Regions from separate parts of the Mus musculus genome. Here region 2 is linked to region 1. Evidence: chromatin loops called from intact Hi-C (ENCODE). Cell type or tissue: gastrocnemius. All regions are shown on one strand.

Region 1 (8,000 bases):
GTGTATGCATGTGTGTGCGTGAGTGCCTGTGTATGTACATATGTATAAGTGTGCCTGTGGACATGACAGTGACTGCTATGATTGATCACCACAGTGACCACAAAAGTAGTGACTGCAACAGCTGACCACATCAATGACCCACACACACTGAACACTGATTGATGATCACAGTGACCTCTATGACTGTGTGTCTCTGTGTGTTTGTCTATGAGTGTAAAAGTGTATCCTGAGTGGTGTGTATATGTGTGTGAGTGCATGTGTTGTGTCTTTCACAATCGCCAGTGCCCGAGAAGGAGCTGAGCTGGTAATGGAAGATTCTTGTTTTTCATTTCTTCCTTTCTACCTCCTCAGCAGTTTTGACAAGAACATGGTTCACTTTAACAATGCTGGTGACTGCTCTTCTCCCTCATGCTCCTCCTGAAAATGGGCATACAACCATGCTGTGCATGTGTGTGTGTGTGTGTGTGTGTGTGTGTGTGTGTGTGTGTGTGTGTGTCTCGATTTATAAGACAGTCTATGGAGTTCCAGGGTAGAGTGTCAGGACCACTAAGCCCATAGGAAAGAGGACTGTGGTCGAAAGTGACAGGTGACGAGGTGTCACACTCAACTTCAGACTTGGCCTAAAGGGATGCTCTTCCTCAGGTGGTGTCACCTCCCTGTGACTTGCTCCCACCCTCAAAGGCAGAGGGAATGCCAAGTCCCATCCCACCTAACCCCTCCCCACTCTGACAGCTACCTCTCCATATCTTCTCACTATGGCTGCTGTCACGTGTTGAGCATTTAAGGATTTAGGGAAAGATTCTAATTATTAACTTTGGGGATAAAGAAAGGGAAGAAATGGTTTCAATAAAATTCTAAAGTTGTTATCATTTTTTTTTCACTATCAAAACCAAATATTACCCTGTATTCTCCTCTGCTTCTGCCTGGCATCTATTTTCCAAAGCAACGTGGGTTTTGGTAATTACTGTCCTTTTAAATCTTATAGAACACCGTCCAACAGGCTTTGAAAGGGACATCTTTCTGTACGTTAAATGTCTGAGTAACAGTTTTGGCTCATAGGCACAGGACTTGACTTCTCAAGTTATATAGCTTAGGTTACAGTATTTATTTCCAGGAAGCTGTCTCTCATCATAGATTGCAAAGCTATGACAAAGTTGTGACACCACCAGCAGGGTGTCACAACTGTCAATCGAATCTAGTCTCTTGTCTGAGAAATTAGCAGTATCTTCTCTCCTGTGAGGTTGATAGCAACCATCTGACTTCATCCCATGGTGGAAAAGACCCAGCCTAGGTAGGTAGGTAGGGCCAAGTCCTTGGGCTCTCTATTTATCCAACACAGTCATCAAGAACTAACTCTTTGACACCTGAATAAGAACCAACAATTCAGCATCCAAAAACATGTCCTCAGTCAAAATTAGCATCTTTTAAACAATTTGCTTTGGAGCTCAGTTTCGGTTATTTGATTATATCATTTAAAAGATCTAATAAATTCACATGTGCACCTGCTGATCGTCATAAAGAACATCTTAAAGCATCCATTTCCGTATGAAGACATCACTCACTGAGACCTCCTTCCCACAGTAATATCCAGAACACAGAAGCCGAAGAACCGATCCCTCCTGGGGCCGGCAGCAGAGAGCTAGGTGCTTGGAGGAGTCAGACATTTTTATCTTTATTTTAAACAGTCAAATTCAGACTTCTGTCACCACAAGGAGCAATCTGCTGCTAGGAGCTGCTCAAATTCCAAGCACCTGCTTTCCCTCATCTAGAGACAGATGGCACATCATAAAAATAAAAGCCAGGGAAAATGCACAGGAAAGATGGATTCCTTTAAGAATTCTTTAAATGGGGTCCTTGCCCCCCGAAGTCAAGCACAACAAGTACACACATTTCCTGTTAATACTTCAGCTGGGAATTTGGGAGCTGATGCCAAGCATTAAAAAAGTTCCCATAGCCCGATTTATAGACACAAGCTCACATATTCCCACGGGAGAGGAAACCAGCCTAGAGCTCAGAAACATGGCGGTGTATTTGGAGAATCCTAACCAGTAGCCTGACAGCAGCTGTTCCTCCTAACCTTGCCACCATCACCTACTTAGGCAAGTCCTTTTACATTCTTTCATGTGACTCTGAAGCTCTGAAGCACTGCTCAGTGGCATGACCTTATTTCCATGTGTAGGGCTGGCTCCAACGGGCAGGGCCACAAAGAAATGGCCTCCAATGATATAAGTTTCCACAGTAGTTATGCAGCACCGGTGGGGTTTCTCGACTCTTAGGAACCCCCGTAGGGTTTATTAAAACACAGCTTTGTTGTCCAGGCTCCCCGAAATTCTGCTTTTAGTGAGTCTAGGGTTGGACCTGAGAATTGACATTTCTAACAAGTTTACAGATGAGACTGAGCCTGGTGGGCTGAGGACCACTGATGTAGAGTGTCCCTTTGGCATATCGATGTGAATAATAGTTCTCTGGACCTGTGTTGGCCTCCTCAGTAAATACACACTTGGTACTGGGCACGTTGGAAACACATCTTGTGTTTACATTTAGATGTTATCATTAGACGCAAAACTGAATCATAAACCCCTGCTTAACCCAATGTGGCGAGGCTCTTCTATCCTTTAAGCATCCAGGGAAAGTCAATGTCCTTACTGCTTGCTTAGCTGACGCGCAACCTCACCAGCCACCAGGGGTGGCTGATACACACACAACATACATGCAGCACAATTTCTATAAAGATGCCTGTTGAAATCTGTTAATCATCTTGTGATTTTTACTAACTTTCACCTTGGGTTTTAGTCTTCTTTTAACTATTTTTAAAAAATTTTATGTGCATCGGTGCTTTGCCTGCATGCATGTCTGTGTGAGGGTGTGGGATGCCCTGGAACTGGGATTACAGATAATTGTGAGGTGCCACGTGGGTGCTGGGACTTGAACCCAGGTTCTCTGAAAAATGCAGTCAGTGCTTTTAACCACTGAGCCATCTCTCCAGCGCCTTGGGTTTTAAGTCTTAACCCTTAAAGAAGTTGAGTTCTGCTGCCTTACGTCTCCAGGCTCTTCCACAGTGAAGCTGATCAAATTACGGCGGATAATTCACACGGAGCATCAAGCCATGTTTAGTATTTATATTCAACTCGTTTCTTCTGTAGTCACACTTGGCTAAGTTTTAAAGAAAGCGTGGCTCTGTCGTAAAACACTGCCATCACCTTCACATTCATTTCATACACCCTGGGGAACGTAAACATACCTTATTCAGCTTCACGAAATATTCCAGCCCAGCTTCCAAGGGGTTTGTGTCACAGTTCATCTGGAAGGGAAACAGGTTTTGAATCCCAGGTGAGCCTGCTAATTTGGTTCACTGAAGAACTGCGCTGTCCTTAAAAGGACTTCAGAGAGATCTGCCTGCCTCTTCCTCCAGGTAGGGGATTAAAGGAGTTCACCACCACTCCCAGCAAGTACAGGGCGAGGGGAGATGAAGAGATTACTAAAACAGAAACAAACCCATTACCTTCACTCAGCAAATACTGGCAAACACTGGCTCCCACCTTGAGCTGATGCATAACAATGATAGAAACAGAGACATCACTTTCTTATATTAGTCTCCCCAGAATTAAGGACACTGGATGGTTTTTGAGTAAAGATTCTTTAAAAGACCAATTATGGACTAGTCTCTGAAGCAGTATTTTCCATTCAAATGAAGCCTTTGGCAAATGCTGTTATTTTTAAATATGGCAAACACAGAGACTGAACATTGGGTTGGTTTCCACTGCTCTTTTATTTTAAAGGTGTTAATGAATTTATCTGTTTTCATTGCGTGTACATGTATGTGTTCATGTCTGCGTGTGGGTGTGTGCAGGTGTGCTCTCCCAGAACTGAAGTAACGGGGCTGCCCATCGAGGATGCTGGGAACTGACCTCTGCTTCTCTGCAGGAGAAGCACACACAGTGCTCTTAACCACTGAGCCATCTCTCTGGCCTCCGATCTTTTACCTTAATAAATATTTGAAGGCTAGTACATGGTGTTTCACAAACAAGAATCTCATGTATGTTATGTAATAATTTTAATTACATAATTGTGTTTTTAAAAAAGTAACAAGTAACTTTGCTTAGCTTGCATTTAGCCATGAATGGGGGTAAAGAGGGGAAAGCAGGTGACAGAACACTGGCTTTTGCAGAGTTCTAGAAAGAAAACGGGAAGGGAGGATTAAAGCTCAGAACTAGCTGACTCGAGATAGGATGCATCAATTCAGGGGAAATCCAATATTTAGTTCTAAACCTGAATGAAGTTAGGGGGTTTTTATCACTGTTTTGTTTTTAAGGGGTTTTTGAAGATTCTAATTTATACGATGAGAACTGAGGGGAAATGAAAGAGATGAACTCAGGAGGAACTGCTAAATGTATAGAAATGGGAACAGAATACCTCGATGTACTCAGTTAAGTGTTAATGAGCAGAGGACCTTTCTGGAAGTCGGGTTTTTTGTTGTTCATTTCTTTATGGGAATGAGAACTGCCTGCTCTAACCTCCCAAAGAGTCGACATAAACTAGATAAACGTAAGACTACTTTACACCACATAAAAGTGTTCTCATATTTCCTAAATTAGTTTGAGTTACTCTGAAATTATTTTTCAGTCTGCCAAAATTAGAGATTTTTTTTTTCAGGGAAACAGAGCGACTTCGCCGATGTTTCTGCACTAGAGGGCGCTCTGGCACTGTTGGGAAAGAGGACCCTAAAATGGAGCCCAGGGAGAGGAAGCAGAAGGAAAAACAAAAAAACCAAAAACATCAGAAAAATTGAGGCTAGAATACAGCGATGTTTAACTCTCAAGGGGTGGCTTCTCTGTCCTTTTTCCTGAGCATGGGGACAAATTTGTTTTGTTTTCTGAGGGCAGCTGGCCTTGCCTGAGTCCTGGCTGTAAACTTGAGTTCGCTGCAGCAGGCAGGACCGGCTTCCTGCAAGCTTGCATCAATGAGAAGGCCCAAGGGTAAGTACCTGAGCTCTCAGGTTAACCTAGAAATTAACTGTATAGTGTGTTTGTTCGGCTCATTACTAACCATCTCTACGTCTGCGCTGATTCTTTAGGATAAATACTCCATTTTATAAGAGAGCAGGCCAGCCAGCCAAGAGTTAAGTAAAGGATAGATTTAAACCCCAGAGTCCCCACTCGGAAGCTCATGTTTACAATGGCCCCTAAAACGTCAGTTCTCTGTAAAAGTTAGGGTTTTGTTTCTCCCACAAGGTAAATAGGACCCTGGTCACAGGAATCTGGATGTTGGGGGCTCAATGAACCCAGTGAATGTATGCAAAATAAGAGTCGTGGTAAAGCTAAGTCATAGAACAAGGGCTTCTGGGAACGCGCATAGGGGCTTTATCTTGATGACAACAGTCAATGTGGGAAGACCCTTCATAATTGTGGACACCACATTCCCTGGGCAGGGGATCCTGGGTAAAGTGCAGGAAGCCAGTTAGCAGCTGTCCAGGGGCTTGCAATCATTTTAGACTATGGATGTGACATGACCAGTTCTCTCAAGCCACTGTCACTGTGACTTCCCCACTCTGAAGGACTGTAACCTGGACCTGTGAACTGAAAGAAACCCTTTCTCCCTGAATTCGCTTCTGTCAGGGTATTTTTTTCCCCCACAGAAACAGGAAGGAAACTAAGACAGAAGCAAAGCAGAATCAATGCATATAAAAATGTTGTGTAAGTGGTTAACAATTGTACACAGAGAAGCTCTTGATTCCCACTGGTGGGGAAGACTAGACCCACACACACGGGACCACTGTCCCTGTCCCTCAAAAGAAAAGGACATTAGTTCGCCTAAGGATGATTGTGAGAGGGAAATGAAACGTAACAGAGGGAAAGCAAGGATGTGAGAGGTGATACTCAGATCCTCTGGCGTGTGCCTGCCAGAAAATGTCTGGGGTTCACCACTAAGCAGGGGGAATTAAGGCAGAATAAACGTTACCCCCAAACCCAGTCAGTGCTCATCTGGAAAGCAGAGAGGCAGGGGAGTTCTTTCCCTACTCAAAGTCATTTAATGGCATTTGATTTCTCTTCTAGCTGGAACTGATAGTAGTAATGCTATGAAAACTAGTCTCCCAACATTAGATACAGTAAGGTAAGCATCCGTTAGTGAGGATGCTAGCATGCAAACCTCGGAGCCCCAGGCTCGGAAAGCCTTCTCCAGTCTCAAAGCGTTCAGGGCGTAAGTTCCAAAGTCGCCGATGCCCTCCTCCTGGCCGGCACTCATGATGCGCTCATAAAGCGTCGCAGAATCTTCTCGTCTGTGGTACAGCTCCCAGCCCAGCTCACCTGAAATGCACAGGCAGGGCCCACACAGGCATGAGAGTGGTGCTGGCAGGGCCTGCGCTCACATCCATTAACTAACACGTGTAGGAGAAAACCCCACCAGCACAAAGCAACCTTTGGTGGTCTTTAAAAGAACAGCTCACAAGGAGCAGTCAGTTCAGTGACCATTTGTGTGTAAGCCTGACTCCTGCACAGAGAGACTCCTGCACAGAGAGCAGTCAGATTCACTTTTTAGCCCGGACCCTGGCCCCATACGAGCCTCCAAAGTTTCCAGGGCAACGGTAGTAAACAACTAACACATGTTTTCACAGGGTTCGTCTGGGTATGGGAGGGCATCTGTGATCCCGACACTCAGAAAGCTGAGAGAGGTTTGTGAGCCCAGGGCCAGCCTTGGCTACTGAGACACTGTTTAAAAATAAAACACAACAAAATAACAACTTTAAAGAGGGTGAGGAGCAAGTTCAGACAGTACTTATCATGTGGGTAAGCACGAAGATCCAAGTTTGCCCGGAATTCACATTTTTAAAAAGCACACGCTGGAGGTCTGGGGCCGGGTAGGGTGCCCACAATGGCTCAATGGGTAAAGCCAGGGGCCCTCATCCGTGCAGCAGTTCTCAACCTGTGGGTTACGTCCCCTTGGGGGGGGGGGGGTGTCTAACAAATCCTATCATGGGGTTACTAGAAAACACAGATATTTACACTCCATAACACTGGCAAAATTAGAGCTATGACATAGCAATATGCAATGATTTTATGAAATAATTTTATGGTTGGGGGCCACCACAACTGAGGAGCTGTACTAAAGGGTTGCAGCATCAGGAAGAGTGAGAGTTCTAGTGGAAAGCTTGGTGTAGTCACGATGGGCTGGAAGTCACACTATCTGTGAGTGTTCCCATATATCACGCCACTGTGGCCTTCCATTTATTCTAATGACCATCTTTTGTTCCTTTCTCATCTACACTTCCAAAGAGAAGCGACTAGAAACCAGTGGAAGCTCCATAAAGAGTAGGCATGGCCAACAGACTTCTTGTCTTAGAGTTGGGCAGAAGAAATCTTTCTTCAGAATCAGAGAAAGTTAGACAGAGGGGTGGAGGGAGACTGAGTGTGCATGAGTGTGTGTGAGTGAGCATATGAGTGTGAGTATGTGTAAGAATGTATTGTGACTGTGAGGGTGTATGTGTGTGTGTGTGTGTGTGTGTGTGTGAAAGAGAGAGAGAGAGGATGCACTATGAGGGTATGACTATGTGGGGTTATGTGTGAGTGTGTGTGTGTGTGTGTATGTGTATGTGTGTGTGTGTGAGTATGTGTGAGCATGTACAGTGAGGGTGTGACTGTGTAGTTGTGCGTGTGTGTGAGTGTGGTTATGTACGAATGTGTATAAAATGCACTGTGAGGGTGTGACAGTGTATGACAGTATGCAGTATGTGTAAATGTGTGTGTATGTATATGTGTGTGATTGTGTGTGAGATATACTGTGAGGGTGTGACAGTGTATCTGGTATGTGTGACACTGTGTGTATGTGTGAGTGTATATGTATGAGTGTGTATGAGACACACTGTGGGTGTGACAATGTATGAGTGTGTGTGTGTGTGCACTGTGAGGTTGTGACAGTGTGTGATAGTCTATAGTGTGTGTGAGTGTGTGTGTGTGGTTATGTGTGAGTGTGTATGTGTGGTTATATGTGAGTGTGTGTGTGTG
Region 2 (8,000 bases), 630 kb after region 1:
GCCATAGAGCCTAAAGGTACAGTTCCTGCTGAGGTTAATATAGCCGAGAAGCCAGCGGTTCATTCATTACCTGAGGTCACAGTTAAACTGGCCGAGGAGCCCAAAGGCGTTTCAGTTAAATCCAGCATAAGTCAAGACCTTAAAGAAAAACTCACATTTTTATCAAACGAAGACGTTTTAAAGCAACCTAAGTCTAACTCTGAAAACTATGGGCAGAAGGAACTGCCAGGCTTCTCAGAAGGAATGGGCGAAAGCTTAGCTACTTCAGTTGGTGACAAACATCCTGGAATTCATCCTTGTTCCCCTATGGGTGAGAAAGTGGGTATGGAAGAAGCCCAAAACATGGCTCCTCTTCATATTACTGAGAGCCAAAGACGCCAGAAGCCAGAGGTCTCTTCTCCGTCTATGTGGAATATTTCTGCACGTAAGGAAGAGCCAAGCAGTGATCACAAGGAAACATGGCTCTCGTCATCTGACGTAGTAGATAGAATGCCACAGAAGCCCAAATCAGCCCAGTCCGCCTTCACAAGGATGAACTCAGAGGAACCAGCATCAATGATTCTGCCAGTGGAATCAAAAGGCAGTTTAAGTGATCTTGGTGAAGACAGACTTAGACAAGAAATGCCAAAACCCACTTCTTTGGAACATTGTGAAGAGGAAGTGGAACGTCCAACAGAGGAGAAGGATGGCTGGGAAACTAGATCATTTTCCTTGGCAGGGAAGAGGGGCCTGGCAGAGAAGCAAGAAATCATGGCTCCCTTGGAACTCAGGGAAAATGAAGCAGTAGGAGAGTTGCAAAGGATGCCGGAATCTCGACCTTTCAAATTGGAAGAATCAAAAGCTGCTGAGAGGCTTGAACAGCGCATCTCTCCAACTGAAAAGCTCATGGAAAAACCCAGCAAGACTCTTGCTTTGGATAGGAGAGAAAAGGAAGTGCAGGAATGGGTATTTTCAGAAGGAGAGAAGCAAGAATACCCCCCTGCAGCCATGCCTGTGCCTGGAGCATCAGCTGTTTCTTTGGATAAGGCTCAACCACATTTGCTGGCTAAACCAACACCAGTTGTTGAAAAACCAGAACATATAGTCACAGAGGTATACCCAGAAATTAGGGAGAGAAAGGCAGCAGAAACCCAACCACATCCCCAGGAAGAAGGTAAAACTTTAGTAGAGAAAACCAAGGTTTCCCGTGTGGAGTCTCCCCATGGAGAGGAAACGGATGGCCATTCTCTTACTCAGGAAGGAAATCTGGAGTTGGAAAAGTCAGGTGAGAGTAGAGTGGATCTCAAAGAGGAAAGGAGGCGGTTCGTGATGCCCGAGTTGTCCCTTGGTGCTTCAGTGGCTGCGGAAGATGGAAGTGTGCAGCCAAGACCCCTATCTAAGGATGCTGCTAGGGTATCAGACATGACTGATGAAACAAAGCATTTAGGAACGCCGCCAACTCAGCCGTCAGCTGTAGAACCACAAACTCTTGTTTTAGGAACTTCTGTAGAACATACAGTGAAGAAACAAGAAACATGGTCAGACAGGCCCACAGTCCACACTTTCCAGACATCTAAAGACTACACGGAAGAGATGCTGAAACAGTCTGTTCTTATTTCAAAGCATCACTTGGAAGCTGTGGAAGATGTGCACAGAAACGAACCGCCCTCTTCAGCAGCAAGTAACTATACTCAGTTTATGCTTAGTGCATCAGAGATCAGTGCTGATGGAGTTCCTCCTATGGGAGGCACAGCCCAGGAGCCTGAAGGCACCTCTGTGAAAGATGAAGAATTTTCAGTAACCAGCAAGCCAGCTGGCCTTTCAGAAGATCAGAAGAGTGCCTTTAGCATCATTTCTGAAGGCTGCGAGATATTGAATATCCATGCCCCTGCCTTCATCCCTTCAGTGGATCAGGAAGAAAGTGAACAAATGCAAGATAAGTTACAGTATTTGGAAGAGAAAGCTTCATTTAAAAGCATATCTGTTCATGATGAGAAGAAGGCAGCTGCTTCCCATAAAACGCAGAAGAGCAAGTTAGAAGTTCCTGATAGGAAAATTACATCACTGAAGGAAAATGAGACAAAGGAAACTCATAAGACAAAGGAGGAGATAGCCACAGACTCAGGAATGGGTGATTTCACACCTATCCAACCCACAGTTTCTGGTGAAGAGGATTATTTTGAAAAATATACTTTGATTGATTATAACCTCTCCCCAGGCTCAGGAAAACAGAAATCAACTGTTGAGGAATCTTCAGAGGAAGCCACCAAAACACTGACTTCTTTCCCAGAAAGTTCAGCTGAACAGGCCCTAGACCATGAATATAACTTAGTAAAGTTAGACGAGAGCTTTTATGGGCCAGAAAAGGATGATAGCAAATTATCTCATGCAGAGATGCAAAAGTCTTTGGCTATCCAAAAACCAGATGACAGAAATGCTCCAAAGGGTATCAGTAGAGATGTGGACTCCAGGTCTCCTGGGATGCCTTTATTTGATGTGGAGGAAGGAGTTCTATCAAAAAGACAAATATTTCCCACCACCCCCAAGGCTGTCAACCCTGAGCTGCTAGAGGAGCCCCCAGCACTTTCCTTCTTCTATAAGGATCTGTATGAAGGGGCGGGTGGGGAGAAAAATGAAGGCGAAACAGCTTCAGAAGGTGACAGTGTGGACTCTGAGACATCATTCCCAAGGCGACATTCTGACACTGATGATGGACCAGGTATGTATTTTGAGAAGTACATACTCAAAGACGACATTCTTCATGACGAAACTGTAACTCAAGAAGATCAAGGCCAAGGCCTGGAAGAAAAGCCAGTTGGTGAAGAGGATTCACAGCAACTGAGAGTTGCAGAAAGAGAGATCAGGAGAAAGCCTGAAACTAGTTTTTGGGAGAAAAATCTGGAAGAACAGCACAAAGTTGTTGGCCGGGAAGGAGAACCCACAGGCCACATGGAGACCCTTGATGAGGCGGCAATGCAGCAGAAAGCTCCCATTACAGAGCAAGTCAGAGCAGTCACCCAGAAGATGAGCTATGCAGTTCCATTCCAGGACACCCGCTGTGTTCTGGAGAGTGAGCCAAGCAGCCAGGGTAATGAGGCAGGAAATGCAAGTCCAGATGTCAATCTGAATGTCCCCGTACAAGAGTCTTTCCCAGAAGAAGAATCTGCAGCAGGTGCCACCTATGCTCCTGAAGTATTGCAAGAGAGGCTGGTCCCATCTGTGTCCCGGGAAGAGAGGCTCCACAATACCCCTGTGCAGGATGAGTATGACTTTGTTGGCTCTCTGAATCAGGAAGCAGCCAGTCAAGCCATCTTACCAGAAGAGCCAGGTTCAGAATCCTCACCCAAAGAAGTGTTATCTCAAGGATCAGAATCCTTTGAGCACATCAGGGAACAGGAGCTCACGAGTGAGGGGGAACCAAGAATGTCTGCTTCACAGGAAGTGTGGGACAGGACAGAAGACCAATCAGCAAGAGAATCAGTGACCGCTAAGACACAAAAGGAACCGAAAAAGACTCAGGCTGAATCTTACTGCTACACCTGCAAAAGCCTGGTCTCTGAAATGGACAAGGCACTGGACATTCACAAAGACCACGAGGTTTCAGCACTCGACACGGCTATAAGTGCTGTTAAGGTAAACCAACTTAACACACACAAATCGTACATAGATATTGGGTTTGCTTTCACATTTTCTTAAAAATGACCGCTATTTAATATTTATTTTAAGCAAAATGGTCTGAAAACATATGGATATTTCTCTAAGAACTTAGTTACGACTAGCTTATCTGTTATTTTTATGGGTAGAATATGTGTCAGAGCACTTTTCTAGGTTCTAAGGAAATTGCTATCTCATAACAAAGACCCTTAATGTTATAAAAAAGTAAAATGCTACACATTAGCACACAAAGCAATTACTTTCTGTGATCAATAATTTTGTCCTTTAAAATTTGAATCTACTACCCTAGCCAATTCTATTCTAAATGCTAAAAAATGCTTGAAACAGTAAGATTTTAATTTTGAGTCTCATTATATCACATTTCGCCAGAGATGCTGTTGAGAAACATGGAACCACTAAGCAACCATCCACTGAGCACCCATCTGCTAAGCAACCATCCACTGAACACCCATTCACTGAGCATCCATCCACTGAGTACCCAACCACTGAGAACCCATCCACTGAACACTCATCCACTGAGCACCCATCCACTGAGCACTCATCCACTGAGCACCCATCCACTCATCCACTGAGCATCCATCCACTGAGCACCCATCTACTGAGCACCCATTCACTGAGCACCCATCCACCCCCCAATCATCTTCTATTTTCACACACTCTTCAACATAGAGCAGTCAGGATCTTAAAATTAGTAAATAATAACAAAACTCAAGGACTTTCTCTGTGCCAGCATGCATTGAGTTCTTCGTGTATAAAGTACATTTTAATTCTCTTAGTTCCTCAACAGTAATGGAATGGGCTCAGGGAGTTTAAGTGATTTGGTCTGATATTGTAGTTTATGCTCTTGGCTGTATGTCTGTATGTTTGACTCAGTGATGTGCCATCACTGATTCTCAAACTACCCTTCAGTGATGTTGCTGTTAAATAATTGTCACTGATTCTGATTAAATAGAATTGCACTTTAGAATCTGGGTATTTTTCCTATCAAATTAATTCTCTCTTATTCCTCTAGGGTGAAATTTTATTTACGTTTATCCTGTTAAAGTTTGGAGGAAGGGGAATCTCAACAGATTCCACACAAATGTGTTTCTAAAAGCCATGGATGTGTTAACTCCACTGAAATGAGCCCTATGCTATAATTACATTTGCTTTGAAGACTGACAGCTACTGGTCACTGTCTGCAGAAACAAGCCTCAGTTTTCCATACACCATGATGATGATGATGATGATAGCTAAGTTTTTTCTAGATGTTGACAATTTAAAGAGTCCAAAAGTCATACTCTGATCTCTTCAGATCATATAATTTTTTCAAACTTTTAAAAACAGATCAAAAGTAAGATGATGTCATCTTAAAAAAAAACACTGTAAAGGTTTTGTTTGTTGTTTGTTTGATATTCTCTAAAGATAGTGGGAAGGAGAAAAGTGAAAACCAGTTGACTAAAGCCAGGAAGGCTTGATTTTCTTTTTTCACTGAGTTATCCAAGATTAAGAGTTGGAGGCAACTTTCAAAAAAAGAAAAACTGGGGGCTGGAGAGATGGCTCAGCAGTTATGAGCACTGGCTGCTCTTGCAGAGAAACTAGGTTCAGTTTCTAGTGCCCACATGGCAGCATACAGGCATCCATAACTCTGATTCCAAGAAAATAATGCCCTCTTCTAAGACCTGTGGTGCACATGTGTACATGTAGGCAAAACACTCATATACATAAATAAGTAAATCTTAAAAAATTAAGAAAGTAAAATTATATCACAAACAGCTGTAACTAGAGAAATCGATAGCACCTTCCGGGTGGACTTTTGTGCTTCTTCCCGGACTGTCGGCCGCCATCCCCAACATGGTGACGACTGCCCCTTATTCATTTAATTTCATCCTTGACTCTCTACTTGCCTGCTTTTGCAGTGTTTGTCAACCTCCTGCTCTAGGTCAGGACGGATGCCAGTCCTTGGGGGTGAGAGGGGAAGAAAATGAGAATGAGAATGTGAACTTAGAGGTTCCTCAGATCGGTATTGGCTTTCGGGAGCTGAGAGACTAAGCCTTTGGGGGTTAATGGTTGGGTAGAAGTGGGCGGGACAGGAAAGATGTCTCTACAAGCTGAGGTGTGGCTGAGCCTTAATGAGGTAGAGATCTTGTAATAGCCAACGGCAATGAGGACATTCTAGAAGTGGAAGATATAGGAAAAAACACATGTATGAGAAGAAACTACAGAAAGATGCAGCTGTGTCACAGAAGCCTAAGGGCTGGGGGCGGGGCTGGGGACTGAGACCTGCAGGAAACTAGAAGCTTCTTGATGAGACTTCATGTCGTAATGTCATCACCATTCTGTGGACAGTTGCAGCTCTGTTGTTCAGCTTTGTTTTTGTTTTGTAGTAATAAAATAATCAAATAAATCCCGGTAATGGGTTCCTGCTACCGCCCCAATGTTTCCATTCCCTAATGAAAGACACACACATAGCCTTTACGTTTTGATATACCTAAAACAGCTCAGTGGCTGAGCCACTTTCTAACCTCCATGTGGCTAATCCACCTTCCTCTGATAATCCCGAGTTATCACTTCCTATGTTTTGTATCCTTCCTTGGCTGCCCTGGACCCAGTTCAGGCCTGTTAGGATGCACTCTTCCTGGCTCCTACATCTTCTCACATGTGGCATCTCTCATCTCCTTTTCCTTGCATGGTGGATCTCCTCCTCCTCCTCTTCCTCCTCCTCCTCCTTTTCCTCCTCCTCCTCCTCCTCCCTCCCTCCCTCCCTCCCCCCTCCCTCCCTCCCTCCCTCCCTCCCTCCCTCCGTCTCTCCCTCCCTCCCTCCCTGGGTCCCTAGCCTCTGTCTGCCCTGCCTGGCCATTGACTGCCAGCAACGTTATTTTCCAATCAGAATCAACTGGGGATAGGATCCCTTAGTGCCTTACACTTGTGGGGGGACACAGACTCTTGTGCAAACAATTTGGGGGACCCAAATTAACATAAGAATACAAGTAGCATTAGGAGAAACCCATCAGGCCAGAATACCTGTACGCTTAGAACTATGGATGAATTGAGGACTATCCTCATCCACCCTCCAACTTTTCTAGATTGTTGTTGGGAAATCCTACTACTTAAGGCCTACCATGTCCGGATAGCTGAGCTTGGTGCAAAGTGGAGGACTCCCTTTTACCAGTAGGGCTTCCCTTTCCCTTACCTTGTACGGGGACCTGCCCTCCATGCCCTCGACCTGAGGAAGGTCACATAGCTCTTGGAAAACCTACAAGTTCAACTTCCTCTGACCCAATAAGAACCCACCCAGAAAGCATCTGGGATTCCTGGAATGTCCTTTAATACAAATGAGGCATTCACAGTACATTAAATTCCAGCCAGTGATTTTACATTACCCTTGTTGACCCCAAATAAAGTATGTGCAAAAGCTGTTTCATTGAAGATGATCTAAGAGGGCTGTTTCACTGAGTATTGTCTAAAAGAGCTATAACGCTAATATTCCCAGAGAAGGCCCCCACTCCCCTCCACAGTACTCGTTCTAGACTCCGATTCATCCTTCCAGTCTGGTATGCAGTGGTGTCTGGATACCCTGAAGGAGGCAGATCCCTGTTCTCAGTAGCCACCCAGCCTAACCTACTTGATGAGTTCCAGGAAAGTGAGAGACCCTGTCAAAAGCAAAACAGGTGGATAGTGCCTGAAGATAATACTAGAGGTCTTCCTCTGGTCTTCCCGTGACTGTAGGCATACCTATGCATGGGCATTTGTGTTTAATAAGCTCTGGATTTGAATTATTACTGTTCATAAGGACATGAGTGTTATAGACTCTGCAGTTGAACCCTAGAGCATTGCTTATCAGTTTGAGGAATTTTAGAATCACCTGTAAATACAAAGGGACCTACTGCCTCCTACCACCATGACTTCATGGTAGACTACACACATGTCTCTACTACCCCGTTTCTGGGATTACAAGCTTGCACATCCATTCACTTGGCTTTACACTGGTCTGGGAACCAAACTCCTGCCCTTATGCTTGCAAAGAAGGCGATTAACCAACCGAGCTACTTCTCCAGCCCCATAAAACTCGACTGTTTATCATACATAATCTTTCAAATCCATTTAGGTGAAGCAGCAAAAAAAATTATTCAAAATTTGATTTGTTAGTGAAAAATAGAACAGTGAATCTCTAAAAATTATATTAAAGAAGCTGGAACTCGGGTTGGAGAGATGGCTCAGCGGTTAAGAGCACTGACGGCTCTTCCAAAGGTCCTGAGTTCAAATCGCAGCAACCACATGATGGCTCACAACCATCCATAATAAGATCTGATGCCCTCTTCTGGTGACAGCTACAGTGTACTTATATATAATAATAAATAAATCTT

The links. Peaks named below come from ENCODE experiments on the same cell type or tissue, not always from the same donor. Only the 100,000 strongest peaks of a DNase experiment are listed, where the experiment ranks them.
Region 2: it touches region 1 in a loop (3-fold over the local background); 2 of 42 quality-filtered maps call a loop at or near these places.

What each region holds. Positions count from the first base shown.
Region 1 is chr13:93,715,860-93,723,859 of GRCm38, reverse strand. It overlaps Dmgdh (dimethylglycine dehydrogenase precursor), which reads right to left. Exons shown (of 16, transcript NM_028772.3): 13 at 6,148-6,305; 14 at 3,242-3,301. It overlaps AW495222 (expressed sequence AW495222), which reads left to right and starts at 4,685. Exons shown (of 3, transcript NR_045086.2): 1 at 4,685-4,976. In gastrocnemius, a CTCF peak has its summit at 4,688 (motif pointing right); a DNase peak (open chromatin) is centred at 4,700.
Region 2 is chr13:93,084,732-93,092,731 of GRCm38, reverse strand. Cmya5 (cardiomyopathy associated 5) reads left to right here. Exons shown (of 13, transcript NM_023821.3): 2 at 1-3,612. Among named protein-coding and RNA genes, the nearest start is that of A630019I02Rik, 6.1 kb to the left of the region's middle. In gastrocnemius, a CTCF peak has its summit at 7,947 (motif pointing left); DNase peaks (open chromatin) are centred at 731, 1,398 and 3,039; H3K27ac peaks cover 989 bases.